Linked DNA regions of Homo sapiens: all the other regions are linked to region 3. A link is a loop called in an ENCODE intact Hi-C map of the cell type or tissue named here. Cell type or tissue: OCI-LY7. All regions are shown on one strand. Links, peaks and the distances in the headings refer to the core of each region. The heading gives the core; the rest is flanking DNA.

Region 1 (5,983 bases), core at 490-5,489, 74 kb before region 3:
CCACCTCCCCCAGGTCCGGGGAGGTGAGCCACAGGTAAGCGAGCATTAACTCCTGATTAGATTCTCATAGGAGTGCAAACCCTGTTGTGAACTCTGCATGTGAGGGATCTAGGTTGTACGCTCCTTATAGAATCTAATGCCTGATGCTCTGAGTTGGAACATTAAAATCATCACCCTTGCCCCATCCATGGAAAAATTATCTTCCACAAAACGGGTCCCTGGTGTCAAAAAGGTTGGTGACTGCTGCTTTCACCAAAGTATACTTATTTATTTAAATCCATTTATACCTTGTAAGCCAAAAATAAAATTCTAAGCCCCCAACCAACTGAATGGACCCCCATCTTGGCTAAGGGGATTCCAAAGAAACCTGAGAAACTAGTTTAGACCATGATGGGAAGGGAGTGTCAGACATGCCTCATTGAACTCTCCTCCCTTTGGAGTTCAAGCACAACTGACCAGCAGTAACATTAAAAGAGAGATCTTAAGACTGACAACACAGACTCTTTGTAGCAATAAGATACCAAATTCCAACCTGACTCTAGTGTAGCATCACATGGCAGATAGCAGGACTTGAAAGAAATCAAAATATTGTATCCCAAAATATATTTCTTTGACATTACTTTGAAATGGTCCTGCAAAGCTGTCTTTTGTGGAAGAAATTCACATTCTGTAGAGAATCCCCTTCCCTTTCCAGGTCTTTTTCTGATCTTGAAGAGATTAGCTGAGAGTCTAGCACCTTTTAAAGGTCTGAATAGGAAACATGGCCATCTATTGCCTGTAAGAGTGGCCACCTATGAAACTTCCTCTATGTACTAAGAACCTCAGTCTCCACAACTTTTTTCTATTGATTACAGGCCTTTAGGTAGTAACTCTTACAACCAATTGCCAATCAGAAAATCTTTGAATCCACCTATGGCCTGGAAAGCCCCCGCATCCACTGCTTAGAGACGTCCTGCCTTTCTGGACCCAACAAATGCTTACCTCACATGTATTGATTGATGTCTTGTGTCTCCCTAAAACATACACAATCAAGCTGTAACCCAACCACCTTGGGCACATGCTCTCAGGAGCTCTTGGGGCTGTGCCACAGGTCATAATCCTTAACCTTGACAAAATAAACTTCTAAATTGATTGAAACCTGTCCCATATACTTTATAGTTTACAACTTTATAGAGGAAGTAAACTTTGAACATTACCCTGCCCTTTACAAAATAATATTTCTTTATTTCTTTTCAACTGACCTTTTACAACATGTAATCATTGTTCCTAATCCTACTCTTTCAAGTTATGTGAATGAATCATTCTAGCTGTGCCTTTCGTGGTTTCACATGCTCTGCTCTATCACAGTGCTCAGTCTATTGTGGGTCTGCCTTGATCCTTGTCCAAAGAGGGAAATTGCTAGGGGGACCCCATTTCAACATGGTCCCCAGTGCGTGAACCTCAGTGGTGCCTTCAGACCCAGGTCTTTATGCACTAGGGAAGGGAAGACTCTCAGGATTTTGCAGAGCAAAATACAATGATATTTTCCTTTAATTAAGGATTTTGCTTTCTTGGAGAAGGGCTGTAAACTGCAACAACTACTTTATTCTTCAAAACCTGCCTCCTGCCACAGCACATTGCTTTTGTGTTCACAGTTTTCCAACTCACATCACCCCAAATAACCCTGTTCCGTTTACCCTCCTGAAGGCTGGGCCGCCCCCCACCCCCCAGCCACACTTCAGCTCCTCTAAGTGCGGGAGCTTCTGCACTGCCTAATTACCTGCCCTGTGGAAGCCAGGAGGAGACTTCAGTCCCAGCTGGAGCCCAGCTGCTAGAGAGATGGAATATTAAGACATTTTCCTTTCTTCAGAATCCTTGTTAATTCTTCCTGGTGGTGATTAGCCAGTTATTTTTAGCTCCATCTAAGCTCCCTGGTTAGTATTCAGGACTGGTTTAGACAGCTCTGAGACACACTCACCACGTTAATGCTCTGATTCCATTCGGTCCCATTGAAGTGAATAAAATTAACTTGCAGGGCAGACCCATCCCCCAGCCTCCCCAGGTGCTCCTCTCCTGCCTCTCCTTGAGGTGCTGGCTTCTGTCCAAAGGGTCTACAGTGCTGGGTCCTGGGACAAAGTCTTACAGGAGGGATCTGGGAAATGCGCAATTTTGAAACCATATGAAGTGATGGAAATAACACTGCAATGAGAGTGAAGAAATCAAGGTTTTAGTCTGAACTTTGTCACTAGCTATCTATGTAACACTAGGCAAGTTACCTTCCTTTTGTGAGCCATCGTGAAATGGTGCAGCTGGACCAGTTGGCCCCTAAGTCCTTCCCAGGACTAAGATGCTATTGAGTCACCAAGCCTAAAATAGGAGCTGAGCATGAAGAAACCTGAGCCTGGGGGAGAGTGTCTTGACAGCAAAATGCAGGTGCCTTGTTCTTTCTTTCAATTCACCTAGCTTCCCTTTTCCAAAGCGATTCTCCTGCCTCAGCCTCCCAAGTAGCTGTGAAAACAGGTGTGTGCCACCATGCCCAGCTAATTTTTTTAATTTTAATTTTTAGTATAGACAAGGTCTTACTGTGTAACCCAGGCTGGTCTGGAACCCCTGAGCTCAAGTGATCCTCTCGTCTCAGCCTCCCAAAGTATACTGTAATGTTTTGATAACTGACCACACATTCTGCCCTGGCATTCCTTTTGATTAGAGGCCCGTGACAGATCCCTCTGCATCCCCAGCTGTCCACATACCTTTTCATTTTCCCCATTTGGTTTTCAAGCTCATGGATTGTGATATTTGCACAATTTGTGTCAAAGCCACAGCAACTATGGACCCCATCCATAAAGATTCCTTTATCACTTAGACCTTTCCTGGGCTTCCTTTCAGGTAAAGCCTCAGGCCCTTCCTCCACTGTCATCTGCTCCATGTTGCTGTTGAAAGCTGGGCTTGCCAGAACCCCTTGGTCCCTGTCCTAGCCTTCCTTGAGGGTACAGTTCCCACTGGGCTGGCCTCTAGCCCCTCCACACCTACGTCACAACAGTGATGGTCATTTCTGAAATAAATAGAACAGGCATGAAGACAGTGGAGTCTAGCTAACCTGTGGCTGAGAGACATAATGAAGTAATTATGTGTTCACTTTTAAAAGGTTCCCAAGGCTTCTACCAGGGCTGCAGGTTGAATGACCAGTAATCCCTTAGGGTGCAGTTAAGATACCTGTGTCTGGGACAAAGACTTCCAAGTAGAACAGGCCAGCCGACTGCTAGGCTGGGTTGGATGGGACCAGTCCTCTCCGGCTGGGATCCTGGGGAGCCTTTCCCTGCCTTATCTCCTGGTTCACCACTCTGTACCAAGCATTCATATCTCAGTGACCCCACCCAGCTGTGCCAGAGGGAGAGTTCCCTAACTGCTGCTGTTTGGACAAAAATCAGGCAAAACCAAGCCCAATGCATCAATTTTATGCCCGTCACTGCAACCAAGTCACATTTGAAGGGACCCCAGCTGGCTGGCACCTGCCCCTCCCTCCCTCTGAGTTTTAGAGTTGAGGAAACTCTCATAAACCTTCTAATGCTGGGACTACACATTTTATTGTAATCATAAATAGAACATAATACCACAACAGGTGCACTGGGATGCTTGCTTAAATAATAAATGCAGTCAGCTTTGTTGCCTATTCACCCAGTCCTTCAGGTGCCTGAACAGCTGTGGGCTAGGGGTGGTGGAAGCTTCTGCCCAGGGTTGTATTGCTCAGGGAGAATCAGAGAGAAAATGTCCTTACCTTGAACTCAGGTTGTACAGTGTGAATGCTGACATACACCGCAGTTCTTCCACACCTATGTGGTGTGGGGCCCAGTTCGAATACCAGCTGTGTGTCGTGGAAAGACCATTTAACCACACTGAGTCTGTTTTCTCACTTGTGAAACTAAGATGCTAGAATTTAGGGTAATTCTGATGAGTAAATGAGTCAGGGAGTGTGGTTCTGGGGCCTGTGTTCCCTCTGTCAAAATCCACTCACTCCCTGGGGCTGTGATCGAGAAATCTGCCCCTGAAGCTTGTCCTTGGTCAGAGAAGCCCCCTAAGGGTTAAAAGACAATTATGGACCACTTCAACCCACTAGGATAGTGCTTATTAAAAAATAAAAAAGAAAGAAAGAAAAGAAAAACCTAGAAAATAACAAGTGTCAGTGAGGATGTGGAGAAATTGGAAACCTTGTGCACTGTTGATGGGAACGTATGATGGTGCAACCTTTGTGGAAGTTCCTCAAAAAATTAAAAATAAAGCTACCATATGATCCAGCAATTCCACTTCTGGGTATTTACACAAAAGAAGTAAAAGCAGAAACTCAAGGAGATATTTGTATGTCCATGTTCATAGCAGCGCTATTCACAATAGCTACAACATGGAAGCAACCCAAGGGCCCGTTAATGGATGAATGGATGAAAACAATGTGGAGTATAGTTCAGCCTTAAAAAGGGAGGAAATTTTGACATATGCTACAACATGGAGGAACTTTGAGGACATTACACTAAGTGAAATAAAATAGGCATGAAAGAACAAGTACCGTACTCATACAGGACTGTACGCACTCATTCAAAGTAACTACAGTGCTCAAAGTCACAGAGACAGAAAGTAGAATGGTGGTTGTTGGGGGTTAGGGGGAGGAGGGAGGAGGAGTTGCTGTTTAACGGGTACAGAGTTTTAGTTTTGCAAAATGAAAAGAGTTGTAGAGATGGTGCGCACCATGATGTCAATGTGCTTAACATAAGTGAACTATGGTTAAAATGGTAAATTTAAGGATATGTGTATTTTACCACAATAAGAGAGAAAGAGAATTGTAGAGCACAATGGAAGTGACAGTTGAAGGAGTCTTCAACCAGTGCAGGCACTTTCATTTGTTTTATTTCCTCTACAGGTGTAGAAAATAATAATACTATAGTAAATGCTATTGAGCATTAACCTGGCTTTGCCCATATCATCACCTCCAATTTTTATAGCAATCCAGTTAAGTAGGTAGCATCATCCCCAGTTAACATTAGGAAACTATGGTTCAGGGGTTGGGTAAGAATGGAATGAGTTATGGCATTAGCCAGCTACTTCCTGGTACAGGGCTTCAGTGGTCATGACGGTGTGTACTAGGCTCTGGGGGCATACATGTACTTGAAGCTTCTTTGTGGTCTCTGGAAACTCTTGGTCATATTGAGAAGACATACGCAGTGAGAAAGGCTCAAACTGGAGCCTTGAGGGCACAGGAAGGTGGAATCACCGAGACTTGGGAGTTCATAAAAAGAAGCAAGCACTGAATTGGCTGAAAAGGGGGAAGTGTTGAAGGGCCTAAATTCTGGGGGACAGAAGGTAAACAGTAGATTTAGACGGAAAATATTATTTATTAGCAGGAAAAAAGTGAAGTGCAATTACAAACAAGATTTCCTAATGTGGGTATGTGGGTAAAAGGTCATCAGGCTGGGAAAGCCAATGTAGGGATTGCAATTGGAAGCACATTCAAGTCCAGGTAATAATAGCTAATACTTATTGAGCCCGGCTTGTGTGGCAGGTACTGTTCCAAACTCTTTACATACATAATGCATTCAATCCTCACAACAACCCAATGAGGTAAATCTTATTCATTGCACTCACTGTATAGATGAGGAAACAGACTCAGAGAAGTGAAGCGATTTAGTCCAACATCGCAGAGCCAGAGAGTAGCAGAGCCAGGATGCAAATTCAGAATGTGGACTCCAGAGCCCTAACACCCAACTCTGACTCTGTGGGGTGATCACAAACATGAGTCTTTATTATTTAACCAAAATTTTTTGTGCTTGGTCATAGACATGATGAGCAACCTTGTTCGGTCAGAAATTAATATTTTGAGAATAGTTGCTGATATTTGTGTTTTGTGCATAACACTTATCACAGATGCTTACAAAAAGCTGGTAGACTTTTTGTCTACCAAAAAGTATGAGGAGCTGTAAAGGTGGGAGGGCTTCTCTATGTTCCTGCTCAGAGCCAG
Region 2 (5,983 bases), core at 642-5,641, 98 kb before region 3:
GTGACTTAAAACAATAGAACTCAGCTGGGCGCAGTGGCTCACGCCTGTAATCCCAGCATTTTGGGAGGCCGAGGTGAGTGTATCATGAGGTCAGGAGTTTGAGACCAACCTGGTCAGCATGGTGAAACCCCGTCTCTACTAAAAATACAAAAATTAGCCAGGTGTGGTGGCAGGTACCTGTAATCTCAGCTACTTGGGAGGCTGAGGCAGGAGAATAGCTTGAAACTGGAAGGTGGAGGTTGCAGTGAGCCAAGATTGCACCACTGCATTCCAGCCTGGGCAACAAGAGTGAAACTCTGTCAAAAAAAAAAAAAAAGAAAAAGAAAAAGAAAAAAAGACAGTGGAACTTGCCAGGCATGGTGGCTCACACCTGTAATCCCAGCACTTTGGGAAGCCGAGGCGGGTGGATTACCTGAGGTCGGGAGTTTGAGACCAGCCGGACCAACATGGAGAAACCCTGTCTCTACTAAAAATACAAAATTAGCCAGGTGTGGTGGTGCATGCCTGCAATCCCAGCTACTCGGGAGGCTGAGGCAGGAGAATTGCTTGAACTCGGGAGGTGGAGGCTGCAGTGAGCCAAAATTTTGCCATTGCACTCCAGCCTGGGCAACAAGAGTGAAACTCCATCACAAACAAAACAAAAACAATAGAACTCTTGCAGTTCTGCAGTCCAGAAGTCTGAAATCATAGTGTTAGCAGGGCCACACTCCCTTCTGAGGCTCTTGGGAAGAATCTATTCCATGCCTCTCTCCTAGCTTCTAGTGACTGGGGCAATCCTTGGCATTCCTTGGTTGTAGACACATCAATCCCATTTCTGCCTCTGTCTTTACATGGCCTTCTCCTCTTCCGTCTGTCTCAAACATCCCTCTGCCCTGATATTATAAGGACACTGGCCATTGGATGTAGGGCCCACTGAATATCCAGGATGATTTCATCCCAAGAGTCTTAGTTTAATTACGACTGCAAAGATCCTTTTTCCAAACCAGGTAACATTTACAAATTCTAGGGATTGAGACATAGATATGCATACATCTTTTGGGGACCACCATTCAAGAATCCATCTTAATCTTCTACCAAGTCACTCTCTCATGTGGACCTGGAGCAGTGTTTTTGCTGCCAAAAGCAATCAAGAGCTGCAGCTGAAAATGAACAGTGTTATGTATCAGCACCTATGGAGGGAAGCATAGTACAGTGTTTACTGGGACATGGAGAAAGGACACATGTGCGTGCACACACACGCACACACACACACACACGAAACATTTTATTTTAAGCCCACCAAATATCAAGCAGAATCTATTTTCCTTAGATATATCACACCAACTGGAGTGCCTGTAAGTACAACTTGGGTGTGTATATGCATTATGTGTTTAAAATAATCATTTAATTAAGATCCATTGTTATTTTCATTTGTTACTTTTGCTTTTTTTTTTTAATAGTTTGAAGGCTGCTTCTCACTTATCATCAGATCATTGCATTCTTCCCTAGTCTCACTCTTTCACTTGACTCCTTTTGCTCCACCCCAGGTCTTTGATGCTCAGCAAACAGCTGATCAGGGGCCTCTTCTTCCTGTTGTTCACCTGGACTCTCTGGCCACACGTGCCCCATTCCTAATAGCTCCTCCCACCTATTCTAATCATCCCCAAATGGCTGCTGTTGGATGAATTAGCACATGAAGACACCCTGGGAGGAGGGCCAGGGAGCAAGACAGTAAAAATCATTACTGCTAAAGGGCCACTGCTTAAGTAGTAGTTGTGAGCTAAATTCTTTCATTCATCATTCTTTTGGCAGATACTCTCTGAGCACCTGTTATGTGCAAGACACCATTCTGGATCCTAGGAGATGGGGGAATGTAAAGATGATCTCTGCCTCTGAAGCATTTAATGCAATTTTGTAACATCCCATCTTTCAGACTGAGAATTTTGAATCCAAAGTAAAGAAGACAAAGTCATGTCAGTAGAGCGGCCATATGGAACATTGTAAATGTCTTACTGTTTTCGTTCTATATAGGCAGGATTCGCATACATTACCTCATTAAAATTAATGTTGTCACCCTGGTGAGGTGAGTCGCAGCTCACAGTTTTCAGAGGAGGAAACTGAGGCTCAAGTGATAAAGGAGTCTGACCCAGCTTCGCAGTCAGTGAGCAGCAGAGCGGGGGTCCGAGTCCAGGTGGCCTCCATGAAGTCTGCAACTCTTTCCAACTCTGCTGTGAAAGAGGTGGGGCTTGTCTTTGCTCTTTCCCACCTCGACTTCTGAGCCATTGTCAGCGCTCCTCCTTTCTCTTCCTCTACTGGTCCTGAGACCCTGTGTCCCTGGGACTCCTGGCCTCCCCCACCCCAAGACTGCTTGCACTGGCTCCTCTTCAGGGTCGTTGCTTCTCAGTTCTCTAATTTGATAAATTACGCTAATGGCTGAAAATAGGTCAAACACTGCACATTTTCAATCCTATTTTAAGCTTTGGGGAGATCAAGCTTCAATAGAAAATGAATACAAAGACTATTTAATGGACATGCTGGGTGAAGGATAAACTACTTTCCTCATAATACAAACATTTATACAGCATTTATTATCTTGGAGGAAATGAGCTAGGAAATCCATGGGCAGTATGGTGCAATCATGCCCCCCCACCATCCCAATGCTGTGGCACAGAAAGTTTGGCATGGAGAGCCGGTCAGAGCTCTGTTTGAGTCCTTGATGTGAGACACTGGCCAAGTGGCAAGCTCTTGTTGCCACAGGTCTGTAAAATGGAGATGAGAATACCTACTCACGAGGTTCCTGTGGGGATTTGATGAGCTATAAGTAGGCATGCCTGCTAGGTATTAGGAGTTTAATTTTTGAATATGTTAGTTCCTTTCCTTCTCAGAAAGCTAACATTGCAGTTAGGGAGGTAAAGTCACTAACAGGAATTTACTTGAGGTTAACTGCCTTTCCAACAGCCTCACCTTTCTGAACCTTGCAAAAGAACCACACAATCTAGGAAGGTGGTACTTATCGGGAACATAAGTGCTGCTTATTGGGATAGGTGACATGCAAACCACAGGATATAAGCACAGGTGAGAGGACACCAGCTCAGGTGAGAGGGCAGGAGTGAAGGCGAGAGGGCAGGGATACAGGTGAGAAGGTTGGGGTGCAGGTCTATGCCAAGTGGGTAAGGTCAAGCATGTATGGGGTTGGAGGGCAGGAAAGGAGGTGGTGGTGCGTGACAGGGAATGTGCCTCCCTTCCTTGAGTCACTTCTTGTCTTCTTGGCAATCTTTAAAAGCATGTCTTGAATTATCAAAATGATATATGCTTGTAAAAAGAAAAAGTCCAAACACTGCAAAATTGTGTAAGTTCTTTATCAAATTCATGTCCATTGCTTCTCTGATTCTCCCAGTCCCGCTGCCTAGCACTAAGTATTAACTGATGTTGTCCTTCCATACCTTCATCTATGCCAGGTCAAACATTTTTTAAAAAATTTTTAAATCATTGCTTTAATTTTAAAACACTGTTTTACCCTAAGAATTGTTCTGCAACTTGCTCTTTTCATTTTTTGTTTTTTTACTCGAAATCTATCATAGCCAATGTTCCACATCAGTAAGTACAGATGTACCTCATTATTTTTGAAAGTGCTGAATAGTACTACATAGCACAGATAGATATAATTTATTTAATTTGTTCTCAGTAAATTGTCCTCAATTTTTTGCTATTATAAACAATGGGCAATTTCTTCATTAATTCCACAGATGTGAACTGAGTAGTTACTATGTATTAGCCACCAGGCTGTGCCTTAGAGACACAAAAGTGAGTAAAAAGGTCACAGTCCTGTGCCCAAGGATCTCGTGGGCTGGGGAAAGCCTACTTCAGTGCAATAATCACACAGGCCAATGTAAATTGCAACTGTGACTGGGAGGCACACAACTCTCTCGGGGATTAAAATAAGAAGCTGTGACTTTGACAGGAAGTGGAGGAGGGCTTCCATAGGGATGATGGCTGAGGCAGTAGCAGTCACCTAGGTGCAGTAGGGTTATAGCTCTTTCATGCAGAGAACAGCTGCAGAATAGGCCAGCTGTGAAAAGAGCTGGAAAGCACAGGACTAAGGCAGACCAGAGTGGCAGTGGGTGGAGCACAGGGAATCAGTGGGGAGGAGAAGCAGCCTGCAGGGCTAGACCAGCAGGGCCTTGAGTCCACTTATGAGGTTTACCCTCTCTCCTGAGAGCCATGTGATTCCATGAGCGTGTTTAATGCACAGCGTGATGCACAGTGGACCTGTTAGGAGGGACTGCTCTGGTGGGAGATGATGGAGCTTGGCCTATGGTGGTGGCTATGGAGGGGAGAGAAGGGAATTCTTAGAAATATTAAGGAAATAAATGTCATTATTAGGGGTTTGGTGACAGAAGTCATGGGGCCTGTGGCCGGGGGTGAGATATCAGAGTGACTCCTAGATTTCTGGCTTGTGTGATTTGCAGTGAGGATACCACTTACTGAGATAGGCAACATGAACCACAGAGGGGGGTAAAGTGGAGGGGGAAAGGAGAGGGCAGGACACAGCCACCTCCCTTGGGCAACATTTGCCATCACTCTCCTTACTAAATATACCCTGTCATAGTAATTATCTTAATTTAATGTAATTGTTCCCTGTTGGTTCATTTTTCTACTTTTACACTCTTCAGGAGCGGGATCTACACCTTTTAATCTTTAAATCCTCACTGCTGTAAAAAATAACTGAAAGTTGTGTGGCTTAAAACAACAACAGAAATGTACAGTTCTGGAGGCCCGCAGTCCACGATCACAGCGTGGGCAGAGCCACACCTCCTCTGAAGGCTCTCTGGAGAATCCTTCTTGGCCTCTTCCAGTGTTTGGAGGCCCCTGGCATTCCCTGGCCTGGGGCAGCATCACTCCATGTCGTCTCTGTTTTCACATGGGCTTCTCCTCTGTGTCTCTGTCCTCCTTTCTCTTAAAAGGACAACTGGTACTGAATTTAGAGCTCACCCTAAATCCAGAATAATCTCATTTTAGGCTCCTTAACTTAATTACCTCTACTAAGGTCTCTTTTCCAAAGAAGATCACATTCACAGGTTCTGAGGGTTAGGACATGGACATATATTTTGTGGGGTCTCTACTAGACCCACTACACTCAGTAAGCACTGGACGGATGAGAGTCGGTCATACAAAGAACAGGGTACAGTTTAATAACGCTGAAGCAGGGAGCACTGGGCTGGGAAACTAGACAGGAGCAAGATCCTGAATGGCGTGTAAACCCAGCTCTGGAGTTAAGACTGTATTCCCTAGAGTATTTTTTCATAACTCACTTGCTCCAAAAATCACCTGGGAGTTAAGACTGTATCCCCTAGGGTGATGTTTCACAACTCACCAGCTCCAGTAATCATCTGGGGTACCTGCTGTTAAACACTCCGATTCCCAGCCCCTTCACAACCTAGTGAATCAGATTTTTCTCATGGGAGTGGACTGAAAATCTGAATGCCTGACAAGTGCCCCAGATCATTGTAATCTCATTCTTAAAACCTATGGAAGCCTTCTAGGGGAGAGGGTCTGTAAAATGGGACAACGGCTACAACAGTTTCTTAAAAGTTAAACATATACCTGCCATTTAATCCAGCCATTCCACTTTGATGGATTTACCTAAGAGGAAAAAAGGCATATGTGTACACAGAGACTTGTAGTTGAGTGTTCATGGCAGCTTTGTTTGTAATAGTAAAAGACTGAGGGCTGGGTGTGATGGCTCACACCTGTAATCCCAGCACTTTGGGAGGCCAAGGCAGAAGGATTGCTTGAGCCCAGGAGTTTGAGACCAATCTGGGCAACACAGGGAGACCCTATTTCTACAAAAACTAAAATATTAGCCAGGTGTGGTGCACATGCCTGCGGTCCCAACTACTTGGGAGGCTGAGGATCGCTTGAGTCCGGAAATCTGAGGGTGCAGTGAGCTGTGATGGCGCCACTGTACTCCAGCCTGGGCGACAGAATGAGACTTTGTCTCAAA
Region 3 (5,983 bases), core at 591-5,590:
TGGCCTGAAATTTTATCTTTAGAAAAGAATGCATAGCTTTGGTAATGAAAGACTTTCAATTGCAAGAGACCCCTAATAAAAAATAAGAATTCCTGACAATCACCCTAAACCCTAGTCACACCCCACATAGTCCTAAGTTGGAAAGTGAAATATTTGCTAACCCAGGAGAAAAGATGAATGGCTTTAAAATAAAAAAGATGATATATACTTGGGACAATCTGCCCCCAATTCACTCTTTTCCCAGAGGACACTTTAAGGAGATGTAATTGTTTGCCAAACAAGATCATACCTTGTCTATAGTCATGGTCTCAAAGAGGATTTTCCTAAAGTTCAGTGGTGTATTTGGTTATAATTTGCCTGTGCCTATATAACCCATATATACCAGTTCATTCTTCAACTAAATTCCATCTTAAAATCATATCTTGACTATCTCTAAGTGACATTAAGTTGGTTTTCAAGCACTTGAGAGAAAAGTCCTTTCCTGAGGACCACCATTCCAAAATTGCTCTCTTCATGCTCCATGCAGTTTCTTCAAGCTGTGTGATACAATGCCCCCCAAACTTCAGTGTGCCTCAGAATCACCTGGAGAAACCATTCAGATTGCTGGAGGAACCCACAGAGATTCTCATTCAGAGGCCTGGGAGAAGGCCTGAAAATTTGCATTTTTAATAAGCTCCCTGGTTTCTTTACCTCTATGAGCCCAGTTTCCTTATTATTAAACCAGGATAATGATACCTTTTTTACAGGATTAATGAGCAGATGAGAAAAAGATAAGATATGTAAATATATTCAAAATACTAAGTCCCCAGCAGAAATGCAATAACTATTAATTCCCATGATGGGACATCGTTAGAGAGAGAAGGGGATATGTCAGAGAAAGCATTAAAGAGGACACGAGAGCAGTCTTGAAGCAATGGAAATTAGTAAAAGAGAAGAAAGCGAAGGGTGTTCCCAGAATTTAAAAAAACAAAACAAAACCGTATGCAGAGGCTGTGTGTACAAAAAAAAATAGCTAACTCAGAAAGCTGCCAAAGCTACCCTTGGCTGAAGCAAGTGCATGGATCATATGAACATACTCAGGGTCTTGATGACAAGGGCCCTTTGTGCCATGCTAAAAAGTTTCAATTCAATTCTGAAGGAGATAGGAATGGTTGACGTTTTTTAAACAGGTCAGTAACATGAAATGGGGACAAAGGAAGAGGAAGGGCTCTAGGCTGATGCCTAAGTTTCTGTCTTGAGTTTACATGTATGTGATGATGATGATGATGCAACCCACCAGAAGAAGTGCCACAGAAGAAAAACCTAGTTGGGGAAGAAGGTAATGAGTTAAATTCTCGATGTCTAATTCAAGGCACCTAGAAGACACCCACATAGAGCTAACAAGGGGTAGTGAGACATGTGAATCTATATGTCTTAGAGAAATCTTGAAGCCTGAGTCTAGAAGACCTCAGCATATAGGTGGAAGTTACATCCACAGGAATAGATGAAATCGCCCATGGAGGATGTAGTACGAGAGACGCCTTAAGGACAGAACTCTGGAGGACAACGTTTAAGAGCAATTTCCAATGGAGTTGAAGTCAAGGTTCATGACAGAGGGCAGGTCCCCCTGTTTACCAGTCTGATAATATCTACACACAGTGAATTCTGGTTTAAATGGACATCAAGGTCAGCCTTGGTCAGTGGTACTCACAAAATCCAACACAACACTTAGGTGGTAGAAGCAATGCAAGGAAACATCACTAATAGGCCATAGACAGGAATATGCTTGCCGGTAATAATTGGGGGTGAGTGTGATCCCCAGCACTGCCCCTCCAAATTCCTCAGTTGCCACAGTTCCTAGATGAGGGAGTCCCAAAGCAATTACCCCGATTGCTCATCTTGTAGAGAGAGTCTCTTCATTAATTTTTGCATGAGTGAGATCCCAAGATTTATCATAGCTCAGAAATAATCCACAGGAAGAAAGACATCATCCGCCACAAGTCATCAAAAACTAAATGCTGTCCACTTTCCTCTTCCTTAGGATAAACAAGACACTGACATGGCACTGACATGGATCCTGTTCATACTGCCAAGGCTATCATCTGTGTTTGGCCAAACCACCACAAACAAGCAGGATCCCACACCAGGCAGCCCCAGGGCACTCGCTGTTCCTGCCACAGGCTTCAGAAGCATCTCACCCACAAGGGCACCATTCAGAAGCAGGCTGTGTGAGCCCGGGGTAGAGTAAGACAAACAATGGCAGAAAAGTAGAAGGGAGTCTGGGCTCATTCTCTGTGGGACAGGACAAGAGAGGAGCAATGGGGGCATTCACAGGGAGAAGGAAATGCTCTGCCTTCAGGGGTGGTGAGTTGGGGGCGTCACGATTAGACCAGAAGGAAACTCAATGTTTATAAAAATCCAAACCTACAGATTAATTAGGGAGCAATTTCAAAAGTAGTTTTTTTCCTCCCCTTAAAGAATGAATTTATGCACTCATGCATGAAAATACTTTCTCATTTCAGGGAGTATATCATGCAAAAGATGAGGCACACCTGCATCTGGGCCTGGGGATCTCCAAGTAATTAACAATCCGTTGTTATCTTCAAAGATGTTTTCTTAGGAAGAAAACCTGGGCCCTAAGCCTTGAGAGAACGTAGCCCCTATCCTGATTTCACAAGAATTGGGGCTAAGGGCTGGAGGCTTGAGAACCGGACCGAGGCTTTGACAGGATTGTCACAGGCTAGGAAAACACAGGAAATGTTTAATCAGAAGGAATGAAAACACAGTGTACAAAGAGAAATCTGATCTCCATAGCCTATCTTTATTATGGCTAAGCGGTGTGGGGAGGGGAGAAGTGAATCTAAAACCACCAGACTGTTGAAACAGAACTGTTAATGGGGCAAAAAGCCTGCCTCAAGACAAAAATGGGTTGTCCAGCTCTCGGTAAACACCTGTGCCAGCTGGGAGCCGTGGTATTCAGGCTCGTAAGTACCTCAGACTGGAACATACTATTCTCACAGTCTGCACCTGTGAACTTTCTAGAGGGATTTGTTCCAGTTTGTGATTACTCCTTGGAATGTGAAGCCTTTCACTCTGGACCTATACAGGCCATCTCCCAAGGTAGTGTCCCATTAAAAAAGAAGGGAGAGAAAAGCCTAACTGGCCTGTGAGCTCTGGAGAGGGTGGGAGGGAGTGGGATAGGAGTTCAAGCTGAATCCTGCCCCTCCAAGCTCATTGCTGGCCCCTGAAGTGACTTGGGTGAGCATGATCACCCATCTGCCAATCAAAGGCTGAACTTCAGGGCCCAGGCAAATGGTAAGAAACTCTTCTTTAACTTGTGCTATTTAAAAAATATAAATCTTCACAGAGGGGAGGATTCCTTTTATGAGGTCCTGTAGGTCCTGCTTATGGAAGTGAAAAAGGTGTTGCTCTCCTCAGGAGTAGATGCTGGTTAAATATTTCTTGGCTGAGTCAGGTGAGAATGCACTTCCATGGGGTTGGAAGAGTTGTTTAGTAGAAGCAATACAAGGAAACATCACCAACAGGTCATAGGGTGTTAGAAGGAAAAGTGCTTGCTGATGTAGTGTGAGAGAAGACCTAAGGATAGAATTCTGGAGAATAGCTTTTAAGAAAGAGCAATTTCCAATGAAGTTCAAGTCAAGGTTTTATTTGTTTGCCAAAGGACATTTTCCCCAAGAAAACCTAGAGAGGTGCAATGCAGAAAATTACAGCCTCTCAGGCTGCATCAGAAGGCGGTTCTAGTGACCTTCCCTGCTCAGCATCTCCTGCTCCTTCTGAGTCCTCCTCTGGGACATCTTGCAAGACCCTGGACACCTTTGAGCTCAGTTTGGAAACACAGAATTAATCAATATCACTAAGTGTCTACTCCCAGCTCCCATTTGCACCTACAATTAAGTGGCCGACTTCTCAGCAGAGCCTTGCACGCTTCAGCCGATTTGTCAGAGCACATCTACTGCTCCGTGGTGCCTTAGAAAGGCGTTGGTAGAAGGCTGCAAATCAGCCCTTTAGGAAATTGGCAGTTCCCATTCCAGGACAGGCCTACCATTGGGTCTCTGGGCATCTGCATTGTACAAGCCCTAAGCTAGTAAAAGCCTCACTGGGCTATGTCCTTGGACTTCCTCTAATATTCATTGTCAGCAAATATGAATAATGCCTAAATTTCAGAATTACCACTGGGCTAAATTAATCTTCTCTAGAACGAATGCATCTTTAATACTTCCATCAAAAACTACTTTGAGAAAAAGAGAGAAGGGTTACCTTATTTCCAGGCATCTTGTGTCAACAATCCACTTTAGGTTCCATACTTGCCACTCTTGAATAATTAAAAGTCAAGGTCGCACATGTCACTGAAGAAACCTGTAATGAACATTTAAGCATAAGTATTAGACTCTCTAAATTACCTCAGACTGTTCTTTAAAGGGTATTAAGAGAGACAGAGAGATCTTGGCCTAATTTTTATTTGGGAAAACAGCTTTTTGTGATTTCATAACTTTTGCTTACATAAAAAGATTTAAAAATTTAAGGTAAACTCTCACTGACTAGATGACACAGCCTTCTTCTAGATGAATATTGTAAGGTTTTGAGACAGCAGTGATGTCCTGATCCACATGGCAGATGGTGGAAGTAATTTCAGATATCCTCAAATCCTACACCCACATTCTACAAGTAAGCGAATTGAGGTCCAGGTGGGTAAAGAAATTTTCTTCATACACTAAAGCTAGCTAGCAGGCAGACAGAAACAAGAATCTTGTGTTTATGGCTCCAAATGCAGTGCTTTTCCTACTACATCATGTAACAAATGCAGAACAATTAGTAAACATCTCTCAGAGCTGCTGTTTTGCTTCCAGCGCAATTCAAATTGTGTTCATCAGACTCATTTATATGCCGCTAACAAGAATGCCTGCATCAGTTATGTCTTGCACACATTTGTTATAAAGAGAATGACCTTTAGACCTTCAAATGTGTCTTTCATTTGTTGGGGCTCTGTGGACAAGCTGGAAGGATTGGGATGTTTCTGAAAAGCCAAAGAGTGTGCAGATGGCTGGAACACAGGGCTTCTCCTGCCGGTAATGGGAAGGAGGAAGTATAGTGAGCCTCGTGATTCTCAAGCCTGGATCCATTAGAATCATTCAGAGAGGTATTTTTACAGTACAGTGCCAACCTACATAGCCAGAGTTTTTTATTTATTTGGCCTGGGGTGGGTCCAGAGCACTGGTGTTTTCCAAGCTTCCTTTGGTGATGTGCATAGGCAGATAGGGTTGAGAATCACCTTATCTCAAGGTTTAGGTATCAGAACTGGGTTTGATAAAAGCAAGGTTTTGGTATCAGAACTGGGTTTGATAAGAGCAAGGTTTTGGTATCAGAACTGGGCTTAAAATCCCCAACCCTGACACATACACCTATTCTCTCTGAGTTTCCTTCATGTGTTTTTAAAAAATTTTTTTATCCCATTGGGTTATTGTAGATTAGCATATGAAGTATATAGCAGTTTCTCAATAAGTTTAACTCTTCTTCCTACATTTAGGTGGCAATAGCAAAGAAGTAGCCTGAAGTCATCTAGTGAAGGAAGAATAAAAGGAAAGATAATTATGGTATTTGTGAAAAAGTGTTTAGTACAGGATCCATACAACTGAATCCTTCCTGGCTTCTGCTCTCTCCCTTCTTGCTGGAATAAATATTCATGTAAATCAATGGCTGGGCACCCATAATCCCCCAGGATGTGGTTCTATCTGTTCAATGTTTTGCATCATTTTGTTCGGTTGAGAAGTTTCTGTGTGCCTTCATTTGTATAAAGTTTTTCCTATGTGCATCAAGCCATCAGAAGAATCTCTTAGGGAATAGGGTGAAGGCTGGCAGAGACATCTCTGCTCTCTGTCAGACATACCTTGCGTTACTTCTACCTGCATGACATGATTCTCTGACAACCTAGCCCTCATAAAATGCCTCAGATGATTGCACAAATAAGTCAACACAGTCCTTCCCA

Evidence for each region. Hi-C counts contacts between places; a loop is a spot of excess contacts. Peaks named below come from ENCODE experiments on the same cell type or tissue, not always from the same donor. Only the 100,000 strongest peaks of a DNase experiment are listed, where the experiment ranks them.
Region 1: a loop joins it to region 3, with 7 times the contacts of the local background. A loop is called at or near these places in 2 of 110 quality-filtered maps.
Region 2: it touches region 3 in a loop (2.9-fold over the local background); 4 of 110 quality-filtered maps call a loop at or near these places.

The regions. Positions count from the first base shown.
Region 1 is chr1:116,253,785-116,259,767 of GRCh38, forward strand. No RefSeq gene overlaps it. Among named protein-coding and RNA genes, the nearest start is that of ATP1A1, 120 kb to the right of the region's middle. In OCI-LY7, for the core only: no CTCF peak of the experiment used is centred there; DNase peaks (open chromatin) are centred at 2,357 and 3,607; H3K4me3 peaks cover 2,744 bases; H3K27ac peaks cover 3,217 bases.
Region 2 is chr1:116,229,308-116,235,290 of GRCh38, forward strand. No RefSeq gene overlaps it. Among named protein-coding and RNA genes, the nearest start is that of MAB21L3, 120 kb to the left of the region's middle. RefSeq lists an enhancer at 1,421-1,958. In OCI-LY7, for the core only: CTCF peaks have their summits at 3,754 and 3,963; DNase peaks (open chromatin) are centred at 1,574 and 3,804; H3K4me3 peaks cover 1,053 bases; H3K27ac peaks cover 1,852 bases.
Region 3 is chr1:116,327,591-116,333,573 of GRCh38, forward strand. LOC105378920 (a long non-coding RNA gene) reads right to left here. Exons shown (of 5, transcript XR_001738197.2): 2 at 4,258-4,356. Among named protein-coding and RNA genes, the nearest start is that of ATP1A1, 43 kb to the right of the region's middle. In OCI-LY7, for the core only: no CTCF peak of the experiment used is centred there; DNase peaks (open chromatin) are centred at 2,231, 2,531 and 2,901; H3K4me3 peaks cover 2,951 bases; H3K27ac peaks cover 5,000 bases.